2 separate regions of the Mus musculus genome follow, and region 2 is linked to region 1. Evidence: chromatin loops called from intact Hi-C (ENCODE). Cell type or tissue: heart. All regions are shown on one strand. Links, peaks and the distances in the headings refer to the core of each region. The heading gives the core; the rest is flanking DNA.

What was found. Peaks named below come from ENCODE experiments on the same cell type or tissue, not always from the same donor. Only the 100,000 strongest peaks of a DNase experiment are listed, where the experiment ranks them.
Region 2: it touches region 1 in a loop (2.7-fold over the local background); 1 of 42 quality-filtered maps calls a loop at or near these places.

What each region holds. Positions count from the first base shown.
Region 1 is chr1:78,719,784-78,727,938 of GRCm38, reverse strand. It overlaps Gm38631 (a long non-coding RNA gene), which reads right to left and starts at 7,955. Exons shown (of 4, transcript XR_865568.1): 1 at 7,447-7,955; 2 at 5,931-6,450. It overlaps Gm33693 (a long non-coding RNA gene), which reads left to right. Exons shown (of 5, transcript XR_865566.2): 4 at 971-1,018; 5 at 1,136-1,280. In heart, for the core only: CTCF peaks have their summits at 1,912 and 3,291 (motif pointing left); DNase peaks (open chromatin) are centred at 1,908 and 3,308; H3K27ac peaks cover 324 bases.
Region 2 is chr1:78,817,021-78,825,175 of GRCm38, reverse strand. Kcne4 (potassium voltage-gated channel, Isk-related subfamily, gene 4) reads right to left here. Exons shown (of 2, transcript NM_021342.2): 2 at 5,144-7,565. The coding sequence starts at 7,539. The coding sequence ends at 7,027. All of the region lies in intron 3 of Gm29536 (predicted gene 29536), which reads left to right. Among named protein-coding and RNA genes, the nearest start is that of Kcne4, 4.2 kb to the right of the region's middle. In heart, for the core only: no CTCF peak of the experiment used is centred there; DNase peaks (open chromatin) are centred at 2,965, 4,845, 5,375, 5,895 and 1 weaker place; H3K27ac peaks cover 1,377 bases.

The sequences.
Region 1 (8,155 bases), core at 1,700-5,699:
ATGACAGTGCCCATTGCCAAACCAAAGCAGAATACTAAAAAGAATAAGGAACGGATCACTGTGTGCACAAGAGAAGTCTCAAAATGTTAAAAAAAAATCATGTTCTCACTTATGTATCTTCTTGGATCTTAACATCTTCATTTACATAAAAAATATTTTTTTAAAGTAAACAAACACTAGGGAGATAATTCAGTTGGTAGGGTGCCTTCCTTGTGGGAGGAAAAGAACTGTGTTCCATTCCTAGCATCGAGAGAGAGAGAGAGAGAGAGAGAGAGAGAGAGAGAGCTTACTAGACACGATGGCATGGCTTGTGCCTGTAATCTCAGCACTGTGGAGGCAAAGAAAGGTGGGTCCCTGGGGCTCACCAGCTGTCCTAGTCTACTTGGAAAGAGCCAAGACAATGACAGATTTTATCTCAAGATATGGATGGTTCCTGAGGAACAACACCTACAGCTGTTCTCTGGCCTCCACATGCATACACACACACACACACACACACACCAATTAAATGCATAACTGAGCACAATAGGTCACATCTGCAATCCCTACCCTCAGAAGCCCAAAGCAAGAGAACTGCAGTAAATTTGAGTCCAGCTGTAGAGGAAGGCCCTGTCTGAGAAACACAAATGGAGACACCCTATTCAAAAATCAGCAGGCGTCTTCCTTATCTTAGCTCGGAAACGCCTTCATTTCTATTAAAATGTGTGGAATCATTTCTGTCAATATGCTATCCAGGGCTAGTCAGATTCGTGGGGGAAATCTCACCAGTGGTATGTGTGCTGGGCTTATCAGACATGGGCTGACCCGGAAGCTAAGGGCTGGAGGAAGGGATCATCTCACTGCATAAGCATCTCTGATGATGGTGACAGACAAGAAGCTTCGGAGACCCTGGGAACAAGCCATTCTCGGGCTCAGAGTCACGGGTTCTGCATCTGAGGCTCTATCTGTTGTTTGATGTTTCTCCTTACAGCACTTACCAGGAAGCTGATGTAGCACAGAGCCAAGCAGAGAAAGAAAGGTGGGTAGCCAGACCTTCTGCTTACCCAAGGGTCTCCCTGTCCCGCTGCCTCACAGCACCCCCTGAGAAAGCCTTATCAGTTTCTCAAACAGCCTCTGAACCTCTTCCCTCCCAAAGATGAATACATTAGATCCCTTCCAGCCATGGAGTTGGTTGTTGTTGTCGAGATCCTTATACACACAGCGTGAGTTTGTCCTCTGGAAATAACTGGGAAGTATCCAGGAAAAGAATTACTGCAAATAAACACTACAGTGAATGCTCCCTGAAACCTGATGCTAGGTCTGTGGAGTAGCTGTTTTTAAAAAAAAATCACAATCGTGTGTGTGTATGTGTGTCTGCGTGTGTGTGTGTGTGTGTGTGTGTGTGTGTGTGTGTGTGTGTAAGAGAAGCTGAGGTTTTTTTTTTTAATCAAATTTAACCGAGGCAATAAATTAATTTTATATTCCAGTGGTAGAAAAATAATCTGGTCTCTCATCTGGAAGCCAGGAGAAATACAAGTTTCTCATTTCTCATCTTGGGAAGATGCCAGGGGCCAGTAGGTGGGAGAGGTGAGGGGGGCAAGGGAGAAGTTTTTCTTTTCTAATCTTGTTTTCTTTTTTTTTTTTTTAAGTTGTATAACACGTATTGTCCTGCTTAAAACTCCCTAAAAAATAAAAAAAAAAAAAAATAGCTTAGTCTCCGGCTCCAACCCTCCATCTGCTGTAAGGCAAAAGTCATGGAAACTGCACCTAGGCCAAAGGAAATGATAAAAACGGTTTCCGTGATGCCAAAAAGGGACATTGGTCTCCACACAGAGGCATCTGTCAAATGCCAGCTCGTTTCCCGGCTGATTCTCCCCAACTCTCGCTATTTCCCATCAATATTGTACCAACCTTCAAAGCCCAGCTCAGCAGTGCCACTAGCACCTAGTGGATGGAAGGAGGCCAGGCAGGAAGCTGGTATGCCTTTTGTCCCCTGAACAGCAAACAATCCCAAGCATGGGCTGCAAAAAGGCTAAGAAAGCCTGACTGAGTGCTAGTCTGGCTGGGTGCTGGCCTGGCTGGGTGTTGGCCTTGGCTGGGTGCTAGTCTGAGTGTGTGCTAACCTGGATGGGTGCTGGTCTGGCTGTATGCTGGACTGGCTGGGTGCTGGTCTGGCTGGGTGCTAGTCTGGCTGTGTGCTGGCCTGGCTGGGTGCTGGCTCGTTACTGTTTTGGTAGAGTGCTAACATGGCTGAGGGCTGTTTTGGTAGGGTGCTGGCCATAACCCTCTCTCCTACAAGGTTTGATTTCATCCTTCTGCTTTAAAGTCCTGCTTCTCTCAAAAAAAAAAAAAAAAATGCATTCTTCAGTGGGGCAGACACTGTAATAAATAACTGCAAACACCTGAAATTAAGTCAATGTAAGTATGAAAGTAAAAGCAGGAAGTAATTAAGAAGATGAAAATTATTATTATCAGGAGTTGAAGGGAACTGTAAATATAGACAAAAATATTATGTATAAGTAGAGACTGGCATGGTGAAACCTGTCATAATGTACAATTAATATATACTAAGAAAAAAATCATTTTGAAAAATCCTCCTTTTCGCCCCAGCCTCTCTCTGACTCATATCCTGCTCTCTAGCCCCACTCTGCCCGGCAGCCAGCCTGGCCTCCTTGGTCCCTTCTCAGGGTTGCTACATTACTGTACCCTCACAGGAAGTCTCTCCCCTAAGGTTTTCAGGGCTTGCTCATCAAACCGTCAGGTCTTAATGAAATGTCATCTTTCCCAGGAGGTCTTCTGGGACCATGGATTGAAAGGAACATCCCTCCACTCCCACCTGATGCCCCCATGATATTTGTTGCCATCTGACACACAGGTTATTTATCTTATCTAAGCTGTGATCAGAGTCCCTGTAGGATGGATGCAAGCTCTTCAAAGACAGGGGATGATTTTATTACCGTTGTCACTACACACAGCTTAGTGCACATCATAGAAAACGTCCAGTGTGATGAACAATTAAACCACGAGTTAGACCTGAAAACTGCCTTTGTACAGGAGTTAACACGCACACCCCGTTTTCAACACCCTATCTGTCACTGATCTCTTGTACAAGCCAGAAAGAGTCCTTGGGGTTTCCTACACATTTCATTTAGTTTGTTAGGACTTCGACTTTTCATTGTATATTCATGCAGAATGCTCTAAACGCCAGCTATCTTGTGAAGACTGTAAAGGCTTCATCAAACCAATCCAGCTTCTTCCAGACCCGAGGCTGTGCTGCGCTGAGACGCCATGAGCGGGGTTCCTCCGCCATCCAGTGGACACCTATGGAATTACAACTACGAAGAAGATTTCCTGCTTTCACGCATGCGCTTGAGAAATACCTGCTTATTGAAGTCTCTTCCCCAACCCCAAAAAGCACCCCACCTCATCCTCTGGCCAGGCCTCGGTTTCCAAACGTCCCTTGGCTAGAACTGTTTTAAGTTACTGATTTTCACTCACATGGAAAATGAATTTCCTCCTGGCCCAACAAGCAGGACTCCATCCTCCCAGCTACCCCTAAATTCGGAAACCCTGCGGGGGGCGTGGGGCAAGACTCCAGGAGCAATGTGGGGGAGGCTGGCGGCCCTCCAAAATCAAGCCTGATGCGCCAGCTTGGGACGTCCTAACATATATCTTTCATTCCAAAATCAGAAGCCAGGTGCTAGGTATAAACTCTTAGGAGAGAGTTGTTTCAGTCATTCTGTATCAAGACCAGCAGCGGGTCCTTGTTTAGAGGGCAGAGGTGAAAGGCGGTTCCTTTAGAAGGCAAGATGTTGAAGCAGATTGAAGGGTCAGGTCTGTGACACAGGGCGGCAGGTGAGGCGGGAGAGGCGTCTAAATTCAACTTCACAGGCATACGAAATACCTTTGGCTCCGCCTAGCTAGCTGTATGTGACAACACAGAGTACTGAGGGGAAAGGATCCAGGACGTAGCTGAGCCACCTCAGCTTAGCCTGTCTTGACAACAGCCATCAAAAGAGGCTGGGAAAAGGCTGAAGACCAAATGATGTGGCGTGTTGTCATGAGACAAACCTCTTGAAATGACCCCCATGTCTTACTTATGGGAAGGAATCGTGTTAGTCAAGATTTTGGAAACTGCCTGCTTTTGCAGTATCTATAGAAGAAATGAAGTAGAGCATAGAGTGTTAAGATTTCGTCTTCATGGATACAGAAAATGTGGTACATTTACACAATGGAGTACTACTCAGCTATTAAAAAGAATGAATTTATGAAATTCCTAGGCAAATGGATGGACCTGGAGGGCATCATCCTGAGTGAGGTAACCCAATCACAGAAGAACTCACATGATATGTACTCACTGATAAGTGGATATTAGCCCAGAAACTTAGAATACCCAAGATACAAGATACAAAGCACAAGAAACTCAAGAAGAACGAAGACCAAAGTGTGGGCACTTTGCCCCTTCTTAGAATTGGGAACAAAACACCCATGGAAGGAGTTACAGAGACAAAGTTTGGAGCTGAGACAAAAGGATGGACCATCTAGAGACTACCATATCCGGGGATCCATCCCATAATCAGCCTCCAAACGCAGACACCATTGCATACACTAGCAAGATTTTGCTGAAAGGACCCTGATATATCTGTCTCTTGTGAGACTATGCCGGGGCCTAGCAAACACAGAAGTGGATGCTCACAGTCAGCTATTGAATGGATCACAGGGCCCCCAATGGAGGAGCTAGAGAAAGTACCCAAGGAGCTAAAGGGAACTGCAACCCTATAGGTGGAACAACATTATGAACTAACCAGTACCCCCCAGAGCTCATGTCTCTAGCTGCATATGTATCAGAAGATGGCCTAGCCAGCCATCAGTGGAAAGAGAGGCCCATTGTACTTGCAAACTTTATATGCCCCAGTACAGGGGAATGCCAGGGCCAAGAAGTGGGAGTGGGTGGGTAGGGGATGGGGGGGGGGGGGTATGGGGGACTTTTGGGATAGCATTGGAAATGTAAATGAGGAAAATACATAATAAAAAAATTTAAATAAAAAGATTTCATCTTCAAGAGGGAATATCCAAATCACCATCAGAAGGAGAAGGAGGAAAGTCCACTGTAATGGAAAACTGGGGGAAGCACAACCCAGCTCTCTTCAGCACCCAGCTATCCAACCTTGGGTTCAGCCTCCCTGGGTGCCATGTCCCGCCCTGTGAAATGATATGGTGAGCTGTGATAAGCAGTTCTGCAACTCCTCAGAAAACTCAGCACAGAATTCCCATGTGACCCCAAATCCTGCTTCTGGGTGCTTGCCTCAAAGTGAAGGCAGGAACTCAAGCAGGCATCTACACTGTCAAAGGTACAGACACTCCAACGCCTATCACCAAGGGACTGAATATACACAATGTGGTGTGTATGATGGTTATCTGGGCAGTGATTGTGTGTGGTTTTAATCCCAGCACTCAGGAGGTAGAGGCAGGAGGTGAATCTCTGTCTTTGAGATTAGCCTGGTGTACAGAGCAAGTTCCAGGACAGCCAGGGCTACACAGAGAAACCATGTCTTGGAGGGGGGGGGGGGGAGGAAGAGGAGGAGAAGGAGAAAGAGGAGGAAGAGGAGGAAGGAAAGGAGGAGGAGGAAGAGGAGGAGGAGGAAGAAGAAGAAAAAGAAGAAGAAGAAGAAGAAAAAAGAAGAAGAAGAAGAAGAAGAAGAAGAAGAAGAAGAAGAAGAAGAAGAAGAAGAAGAAGAAGAAGAAGAAGAAGAAGAAGAAGAAGAAGAAGAAGAAAGGCAGTATTACCACAATAAAAAGCAAACCCATAGATCAAATAGATAAACTGGTATGAAGATTGGTGTTAATTATCAACTTGATATTGTCTTAACTCACCTGGAAGTTGGCCTATAGGCATACCTGTGGAGGATTGTCTTATGTTCACTGATATGGGATAGGATGGCCCATCTTACCTGTGGGTGGCACCATTCTCTGGGCTGGCAATCCTGATTGTAGAAACTGGAGAGACTCCATTGAGCATGACTCCTTGTAACTCTTCATACAACCAACTGCTTCAATCTCCTGCTGCCAGGGCATCCACACCATGGTGGGCTATATGAGCCTGTGAGATGAAAGAGATTTTGTCCTTAAGTTACTTTGGTCAGAGTGCTGTATTGCTCCAACAGGGAAACTGAGAGAATAGAGAATAGCAGCAAAACAGAAGGGGGCAGACAGGTGAAAGATGGAGAGAGAATGGATAAAGAGTTTATAGACAAACACGCAGGCAGAGAGAGGGAGTAGGAAGGACAGAACAGCAGAAAGCTACACACAGTCATGCTTTGTGATGGGTAGTCTTTGCTGTCCGCTTGGCACACTTGGGAAGAGGAAACTTCAATTGTCTCCATCCGATTGGAAGACAGGCAAGTCCGTGAGGCATTTTCTTGGTTGCTAATTAGCTTAGGAGGGCACGTCCCACTGTGGATAGCAGCGCCTCTGTGCATATGGCCATACATACATGTGGAAGAAAGGCAGATGGACATGAGCCTAGGGACTCTGCTTCAAGTCCCTGCCTCAAACTCCATTCCTACCTTGGCGTCCCTCAATGATGAAATGTAACCTCTATGCTGGAATAAGCACCCCCCCCCACTTAGTTGCTTTTGGTCTGTGTTTATTACACAATTAGAGAATGATATTTGGCCTCCCCTCCAAAACACCCAGTGCCTGCACTGTATTATCCACAGTGATGTTTAACTGAAGGTTCATTCACTATGTCCAAAAATTGAGTTCAACAGACTTTGTGAGCTAAAGTAGGGTCGTTTTATTTATTATTGTAGCCCCCAAAATGGAAGTCTTTATAATGAGTTGTCTCCGGAGAGAATCTCACACAGCCTTCCTCCCGAGTCACCTCCATCCTAGCCCAGTTATCTCTCCTGAGAAATGCCCACAGGGATGGCAATGTGTCGCCTCCACTTTCAGTGTAGAGAGTGACTGGTTTTCCTTCCATTTTAATCAATATGGACCATTCCAAAGCCAGGAAAAGTCATGTGTCAGACGAAAGGAAAGGCAGAACACCATGGGAATGACAGTTAACAGGATGCAGCCATTTGCCAAAAATATGACCTATGGGCTGAGAAACATGTCATGGTGTTCTGCTCACAGCTTTTAGTTGGGTGTGCTGGAATCCACCACTTGGTTCTCTCTGGGACAAAAGCATCCAGCTTTGCTGGGCATGAGTGAAGGAAAGGGATGGGGAAAGAAGGCACTGCCCACAGAAGAAGGAAGGAGAGAATTCTCCAACTCCAAACACTGGAAATTCCACGAGGAAGTAACCTACTTGCCCTAGCAAACCAAAACAAACAAAAACAAGAGATAACAGAGAGTAAGACCGCCAGGCTCTGGCTGTTCAAGAAGGAAAGGAAGTCGAGGGCTCTAACTTTAAAGGAGTTAACAAGCATGTCTGCACACAGAGCCCGTGCTGTGCTTTCTCACCATATCCAAGACCTGTAGATGTGCACGCTCCATGCTGAGAATATCAAAGACCATAGGAGTGATCCGAATGCCTCTCCAGATGTGAGTCCCTTCTGTGAGGACTGATGGTAACAAGAGGCATTAAGCAAGGCAGTGATGCTCACTGGAGATGTCATCTCCCTCGGTGACGGTAATAGCGTGCCTTCCACACACAGCTCGATGAAAACAAAACTGGGTCCTTCTTCATTGCACACCATAGTAGAATTGAGCATTTTAAAGAACCTAATCCCAAACAGGAAGCTGAGTTGAGTGGCTAGGTCAACAAGTAATGTAGAAGGTGAGATTCTAGGGGCTGGGAACATAGCTCAGTTGGTAAAATTCTCAACACATATACTAGAGGCCCTGGGTGGGATCCCCAGCACCACGTAAACCAGGCGTAATAACACATTCCTATAACGTCAGCACTACAGACATAGAGGCAGGAGAATCAGACGTTTAAGGCTATCCTTGGCTACGTAGCAAGTTAAAGGCCAGCCCAGTAAAAATGAGACATCTTTTATACATACATACACACACATATACATATGTAATATAGAGCAATATCATATGTATGTGTATGTATATATATATATACATATATATATATATATATATATATATATATATATATATATATATATATATATATATATATATGATTTTTCAAGATAGGATAACAGTCCTGGCTATC
Region 2 (8,155 bases), core at 2,818-6,817, 96 kb before region 1:
CAATAAATCCCCTACAGCACTTCCTTCCTGGGATGATATGGTCTCCTTCCTGATTAAATTCAGTTGTCACTGAAACTAAGTTATGAGGTGGGATCCTTATAGAGTAGTCAAAGGGGCACCTCCTTTGTAGACTAAGGTCAATACCTCAGGACTGATACAAATGGGGTGTTTTAATTCAACCCAACTCGGCTCATGTCTTATTGCCTAGTAGTGCCTTCTACACAGCAAGAAGGTCCATACCAGATGCCAGTGCCTTGATCATGAACTCCTCAGCCTTTATAACTATAAGAAACCTATTTCCTTTCCTCAAAAATAGTGGTACTCCATTAGATCAGCACCAAGTAGATTGAGATGCCCAATAGTTTTTTTTCTGAACTTCTCAATTATGCCAAATCAAAATCCTACTATCATCTTTCATTCCACTTCCTCTCTTCTCTAAAATTCAATGGCTGCTCAATTTCATTTGGTTCAACCTCTCCATCTTTTCCCCTTCTCAGTCTCTGTGGACCTTTCTAGCACAGTCCAGGCACTCCTCCTCACCGTGGACTCCTGATTCATCTGCCTTCTTCAATTCATCATGCAGAAGGGCACATTGCAAGAGAGATTGGGTTTTTATCATAACCAACCCATTGTCTAGTATGCTTCTTCCCAGTTCAAAGGAGATAACATGAAGGATGCCTTACTGCTTCTACATGGGGGCTATGCCTATAAAAGAATGATTATCTCTGTGCTTGCCGGTTCCTGCAGCATCTGACACCTCACTCCAGAGCTGAACCTCTAGTGCTCGTTTTCAAAAGTCATCTCATACCTGAAAGTCATCTCTTCTCCAGAGAGAAGCAAGTGCATATGACCCTCCATGCTTCTGGAACCGAAAAGAAATGAACAAAATAGAACCAAAAGCCAAAACCAGTAAAAATTATGTTGAGTCCTGTCTACATATTCCTTACCTATTACCAGCAACTCTGCCTTTAGTGAGGCTCCCAGTGAAATCACTTTGCACTGCTTTAGAGATTATCCTTCCCTCTGACCACTCAGATCATCACATGACAGACCTGTTGTTAGGGTTTATCCAGAGCAGACCCATTCACAGAAAGGATTGTGGGGGGAGCAGACAGGGCTGGCATCAGGGACAGTAGTACATCTCGGCTCAGCTCAAGGTTAAAAGGAAAGAAGACCCTTGAGGTCTTTAGTCTTCACTGAACCTTGGAGATACCGTAAGGCTATGAACCAAATGTCATGAGGACTGAGTTATAACCCACCACATCACTTCCTTCTCCTTCTATGAATTTGAGCAGGTCACCTGACTTTTATAAGCCTTGATTCGCACCATTTAATGGAGGAGCTGTGTTAGATGACCAGGAAGATATCTCCTAACACTGCACCTATCCAATATGCTCAAACTCTGCATTAATCAGATAGAGGTTATGATGTGTAACCCAAACCCCAAAGCCTCTCGGCTTTTTATAATAACGCAGATCTCTCCAGAACAGACTGCCACAGGCTCCTCCCACTACTTATCTGTCATGTGGAACATGCAATCTCATGAGTAATGGACAAGAGAATGGGTGGCTAAAAGAATCGATGACTCTCTTCAGGAATAGTAAGACATTTCTGCTCTTTCTATTCTTCAGAAACCCTGGTAGGAGGAAGGAGGGATGGTAGAAGAGGTGGAAAGAAGACTCATTATGAGCTCAGAAGAAGGGGAAACTGAATGCTGGCAAATTCTCATAATATCTGCATGGATATTAGTTGACTCTCCAGCAGTAAATAAACAAAAAACAAAAAACACTTTACTTTTCCAAATGCTTTATATATAATTATGCATTATACATAGTTCTGACACTTTTTTGAGGGTAGAGAAAATGCTACCACATTCATTTTACCAGTGAGAAGTCTGTCCAGAGATGCAAGGTCACAGAACCACCTAATGTCTAGGACAAGACTAGATTCTGTGTCTCTTGCTCTCTGCTTCCCACTGACTAAAAGAATTCCATATTTTCCCATCAGAAAACCTGACTGTGCCATTCATTACACTGACAAGCATAGGATCTCCTTAGGTCTTGTCCCCATTGACCAACAGCAACTTGAGGGAGAAACGGTTTATTTTATTTATCTTATAGTTTGTAGTCTGTCATCCAGAGAAGTCAGAGTAGACACTCAAGATAGGATCCTGGGGCCAGGGGCTAATGCAGAGACCATGGAGGAGTGCTGCTTACAGGGTTAGTCCTTGTGGCTTGCTCAGCTTGCTTTATTACAGCATGCAAGGTTACCAGGCCAAGAGCCAGACCCTCCACAGTGCCCTGAGCCCATTCACATTATCAACTAAGAAAATGCACCACAGGCTTACCCGGAGGTCAATCTGGTGGTGGCATTTTCTCAATTAAGCTTCTCCCTTCTCAAAGGACTCGAGCTCTGGTTACATTAGAGCCCATCAACACAGAAACTAAGACTTCTTTGGCGGCCAGGCAGGAGTTCCAAATTTTCACAGCACCAGGTAGGTTGCCTGGAACTACACAGAAGCTCGCAGTGTGCTTAGCTTTTGTTTCTTGTGGGTGATGACAAGAAGGAAGAGAGGAGGAGGGACAGAGAAAGGAAAGAGAAGAGGGAGGAGGATGGGAAGGGAGAGAAACAGGACTAGTAAAGATTGAACAGTAGCTGAAAATCCAAGAGAGGAATAGAGGCGTGGTTATTAGTGTGAAGAATCATTTGGTTGTGTTTCTCAGCAAAATAATAAATACTTAGGATGAGAGAATAAAATTTCAGCCCCAAACTGCAAGGAGTCATGGATACTGTAAGAAGAAAGGCCCAGAGAGTGGAGGAAAACAGGGGAACACAGCCCCTGCCCCCCTTCTCTCACTATGACCTGCAATGGGCGGATTCAAGTTCATCTGTGGAGGCAAAGGCCAAGTCTCAACTTCAAAAAGCAGCTAGAGTGACCTTGGCTGCTGGTTTCCATGGTAACGGTGCACATCCCAAACTGTTCCTTCCTGTGTGGGAGGCAACATTTCAGAGAGACGGAAAGGCAGGATTTAACACTGGTTTTTCTCTATTGTGACCCTTCTCCTCTGGCAAACTGTGTCCTCCTTCTGAGTATTGCAGTCTCCTGAGAAAAGCATCCCCAGAAGAGGATGTTCCTGGGACACTCTTTGCAGATGCGTGCCCAGGACGCAGTTTAAAGGAAGATGGAAGCTGTGTTGGCTTTGGTTTCACACGGGCGCTGGGTGTTGCTCAGCGGCTCACTACTCCTTTCATGATCAGCTTCCCAAGGCGCAGGACCCAACATGTTGTCTTCATGTTGGAAGAGAGCAAAGTCCAAGAGGTTGGAGCGCTTCCCCGGTGCTCCAGAGCACGAAGTAGCAGAGTTAGGCGAGGAAGCAAACAGGACAAAGCTGGGCGTCTACCAGCCTTGACACACGGTAGTCCTGGCCTAGCCTGAGCCACTGCCCGCTACCTCTCTGCCACTGGTTGAATGTCCGCCCCAGCCCTAACCTCTGCCTCCACGCTATATCCTGCGGCTTTCTTCAGCAGCTTTGTTCTGTACTTTAGAATACAGAACAAAAGTATACTATGTCTAAAAATGGAGTTTAAGTTGCCTTATAAGATCAATATTCTGCAACGTCTCGGGCTAGAGGAGCATTTTACAGGATGATAAGTAGTCTTTCTTCAGTTGAGCCATGGATGAGCAGGTCTTACCACAAACCCTCCAGTCGTAGCTCCAAATGCATTCTGGGGTCCATTTTCCAACCAGGATCTCAAGCCAAAAGCACTCAACCCTTGGCTCAACTTCAGCCCTTCCCGGTAATTCGGATCCCATGATTCCGTTGCTGAAAGCAATCTCTTCCTCTGCAGGAGCCCTGTGTGGCTCTGACGTACAAAGGTGTAATTAGAAGAGCATGGAGCCAGCAGGACGATCCATTTACCTCATCCTGCACCGTTCACGTGCTTTTGAAATATGTTTCTAATATCTGAGGTGCACAGGGCCAAATTCCCTTCGCAGTCTTTCACATGCATGAGTAAATCCACACAGACCAAACCCCTTGGGCCTTAGGTTCTGCTTAGAAGTTCTATTTTTTTTTCTTTTAAAGAAAACAAATATTCCATTAAAACGACACAGTGTACTCTGCATATTTTTAGGACAATTAGAGTTTAGAATTCCCTCTTCTTCCGCCCATGGCAACCAAAAGGTTTTCTTAACTATTTCCTTACCAAGAATGACAAGAAGCTGGGGTAAAGGGTTTTCTCTTATTATAAACTTTCCGTGTTGTTCGTCAGTGTTAATGGCTGGTAAATCAAGGTCCTTGCTATATTATTCCAGAAGGTTCCAGGCTCCCCTGCTCCATTACTAAGTAGATCCTTTTTAGGTAACTATTTGCAAACCTATGGAAATGTTTACTTGAAATAGAAAGAAAAAATGAAGCTCACAAGAAACAGACACACATAAAAGCAAGATTCCCCCCCCCCACACACACACACACACACACACTTTGTCTGCTTGGTTTGAAAATGGGTCACAGGTTTTGATCATTTTTCTTTAGCATTCTGACTGTGCAAATAAACTTATAAAGGAGAGGCAGCCCAGGCTCCCCAGGCTGCCCTGGCTCCCCAGGCTGCCCTGGCTCCCCAGTCTGCCCATGTTTCAGCCTTTGAGACAGAGACACAGCAAGAAGTCTAAGAGAGAGAGACCTAGAAATTATTCTTACACCATGGTGGCTGAAACAGAACTCCAGCTGTGGACTTTTGATTGCGTTCGTAAAATCTGTTCTGTTGTTCATATGACACCACCCTGCCCGTTAAGCCTGGACTGCCGGGGCCACACATGTGGATGATGTTTGCCAAGTCAGCGTGCAAATCAAATGTTTTCTTGCAACCAAATTTGGAGAGACATCTTAGCAGCACCCGCCAAGCCACCCACATTCGAGTCCAAAAGCTCCCGGGCCTTTGCAGAAGAAGGTGATGTAAGACCATCCTTAGCTTGTTTTCCAGTCCCAACAAAGTGGATCAAAGAATGGAAAAGACACTACACACCCTTTAGCAAAAGATGTGCCTTTTCGGAAGTCTGACCCCGACCCGAATAGAATACAGTGATAGCTTGCAACAGCTTAGAAACGAGAAATCATACAAATATTGAAGGATCAAAGAAATGTGGCTTCTCATATCGAAAATGTGTTTATTTAAATTAAAAAATATCGTGAAAATTACAAACCATTAAATACACCAGACAATTGTCTACAACTCAGCATACTGGAAGGAAGTATATACATCACTTTGTAACAGGCGCAGACAGACTTGCACCAAACCAGGATTAAGCAATGGAAAATGTGACAACGCACATGTCTGTCGCAGTAAAGTTTCAGAATTCAAGTGATTCCAGGCACGAGGCCAAACTTAACTTGGCTTCTTTCAACTTAAACGGCCCCCTTTGGAGTTGATCCACACTCTGAATCTTAAAGTGAACAGAGGGCCCCTTTCCGCCTCTAACATAAATTACCTTTCTATCTCTGTGTCAAAACTGATTGAAAAAAACAGCTCCTTATAGTGTTAACCCCTCATGGGGACATTAGTGACTGCTCTGTCTCCAATCCAGGGAGAGTTCAGATAAATAAAAATTAAGAAGGTTTTGCACTAGAGGCAAACTTGACCTTTGGGGAGTTTTCTGCTTCCTTCTGGTCTTCTAAGGGCACAAGAGCCTGCTGCAAAGCTCTTGAGTAGCTCCCTTTAAATTTCTCTTTCCCTCGGTTGGGTGTGTTAACATCCTCCCATCCACACGACTCTGCAGAGGAAACTATGCTGCCAGCTTCTTCAGTCGCATCCTGGGAAAGCCACAGTAAGGAAGGCCGATGATCCAGCCTCGAATTCCCCAGCTACACATATCCAAAGTCTCCAACTGTGTCTTTAAGTCAACACATCTTTCTCCAGACTAAGCGGCCAAAGGGGAAATACTTGCTCCAAACTTCCTCACACCAGGCTGTGGAGGATTTATCACACAGTACAAAGTCTAAAGATGTCCTCCCAGCCCCCTGGGGCTGCACAGCCTCAGGAGCCTCATGTAGGCAGAATCTTGTGATGACATGCCCAGAACCTCACAGTGAATGAGTGTCAGGGCTCAGACCAGGAAGCACATTGCTTGAACCCCAGCTCTGCTCGATCTCGCCTAAGTATGCCCTTCCAGGGTCCAGCTACGTGACAAAACCCCATATTATGAGGCCCACATGTGTCCTTTCTGGCCTCAGAAAACTAGGCTGGGAAAAAGAGCTGCAGCAGAGCTGTCAATGATTTGGCCTTGTATAACCCCACCATTACCCAATCTGTGAAGGTCAGGAGGACCACCATGAACAGCCATCCCGAATGCAGGCTTGGTTATGAGGAAGCTGACTGGCAAAGAAAGCCATGCTCACCTGCAATGCTGTAGAGTTCAAGCTCACAGGTGAGACAAAAGCTCAGATGAGGTCATAGCTTATACTCCCAGCTAATTCAGACATGTGTACGAATTACCTTCTCCCTTTGCATTGTGCAAACAATCTGGGTTCTCTCTTCAGCTTTCTCCCACCTCCAAGTGAAATATATAACTGTCTCTAATCGAATGCCACAGGCACACATTAAAGATACTTACAGCCCATCAGATCTAGAAGAACAAAGCTCTAGGAAAATTAGCAAATCGAAACGAGTCCTTCAGCCTGCCCTGGGCAGTTGTCAGCCCTGGGCACAGACAGATGCTGCAGAAGTTACCCAGGGCCTCCAGTGAAAAAACACCACATTATCCAGCCAGATGCTGACCACAGACCCACCACCACCCAGGCCCCAGAGTCAATGGTCATGCTGTATGTCTCTGGGACTTTTTCAGAGATGAGTCCCACAGGAACCTCAAGGACTGCAGCTGAGCCTTGTCTCTCCCTGCCCCATTTTGGAGCTTGCCCTCAGTCTGTTCAATGTGGCAGCCGCAGAGCAAAAGCGAAACCCGGCACTTGGCAAGTGTCTTCCCTCTGTCAAGTGTAGCTTACGGAGCTACCTCCTAGCACCTGGTGGGTGCTAGGAATTCTGGTGGATGTTCTCGGAAGAGCCTTCACTGCTGTCGTTGAGAGGCGTCTCGGAGGTCTCCTCCAGCTCGTCATCAGCCCCCTCCTCCTGGATGGGAAGGTGCACATCAGGAGAGGAGGACTCGGAGCTCACACTGTCCCCTTCCATCGAGCAAAGAGTGCAGGACAGTGCCGGCGCCACACTCTCCTGCAGCATATTCAGCATCATGGGCACCTGCCCTGACCTCAAGCCGGACATCATAGGTAGCGGCTTCATAGCCTCCCCCCACAGCCTCTCCTCGTCTTTGTACAACAGCAGAAGGCTGGACTTCTTCTCCCGCCTCTTGGATTTCATGTAGCCCAGCATGATTCCGATCAGGAAAACGCCATAGAAGGACATAACGACCAAAATATAGAAGTATTCATTGCCATTACCACTGCTGTTACTAGGCACATGGGACTCGAGGGGGCTGCTGGAGGCTGCAGCGCTGGGGTATGTGCTGTTCAGAGGCTCCATCCTCAGCATTGAATTGCCGCTCACACAGCCGGGATCTGGGGAGAGAGCCGCAAGTTAAACCTTCCACCTGGATCCATGGGACAGGCAGAAGGCAAGCACATGGCTCGTGAAATTGCAATAGATCAAAATACACCTATTTTGATTAAGAACAGGAATGAAAGAAAGAGCTGAACGTAAGGCATCTCACCAAGCAGTCAACGGGTTAGCTCAGAGAGCTTGGAGCAAGTAAGAGAAATTAGGGGAGGGAAAGGAGGAAAAAATGAGAAAAATGTTCACCAGATAGAAAAATCGGTGATAGACAGACAGGTGATCGATAGGTAGGTAGATAGATAGATAGATAGATAGATAGATAGATAGATGGATGGATGGATAGATTATACACTTTATTTACATTTCAGAAAATAACTATGCATTAGCTCTATACTTTGAACATTATAGACCATATAAGGATTCATGGGGGGAAAGCATCTTAAAATTGAAAGGCATGCTTTAGCTGGCACGGCAGAAGCAAACTTTACATTTTGTTTCAAAAGCTTCAACTTCCAAAACAAAGTTTCCTTACATAAAAAAGAAAGAAAGAAAACTTTCTCTATTAATAGAACTATTCCCCCTTGCATGTCTCCGA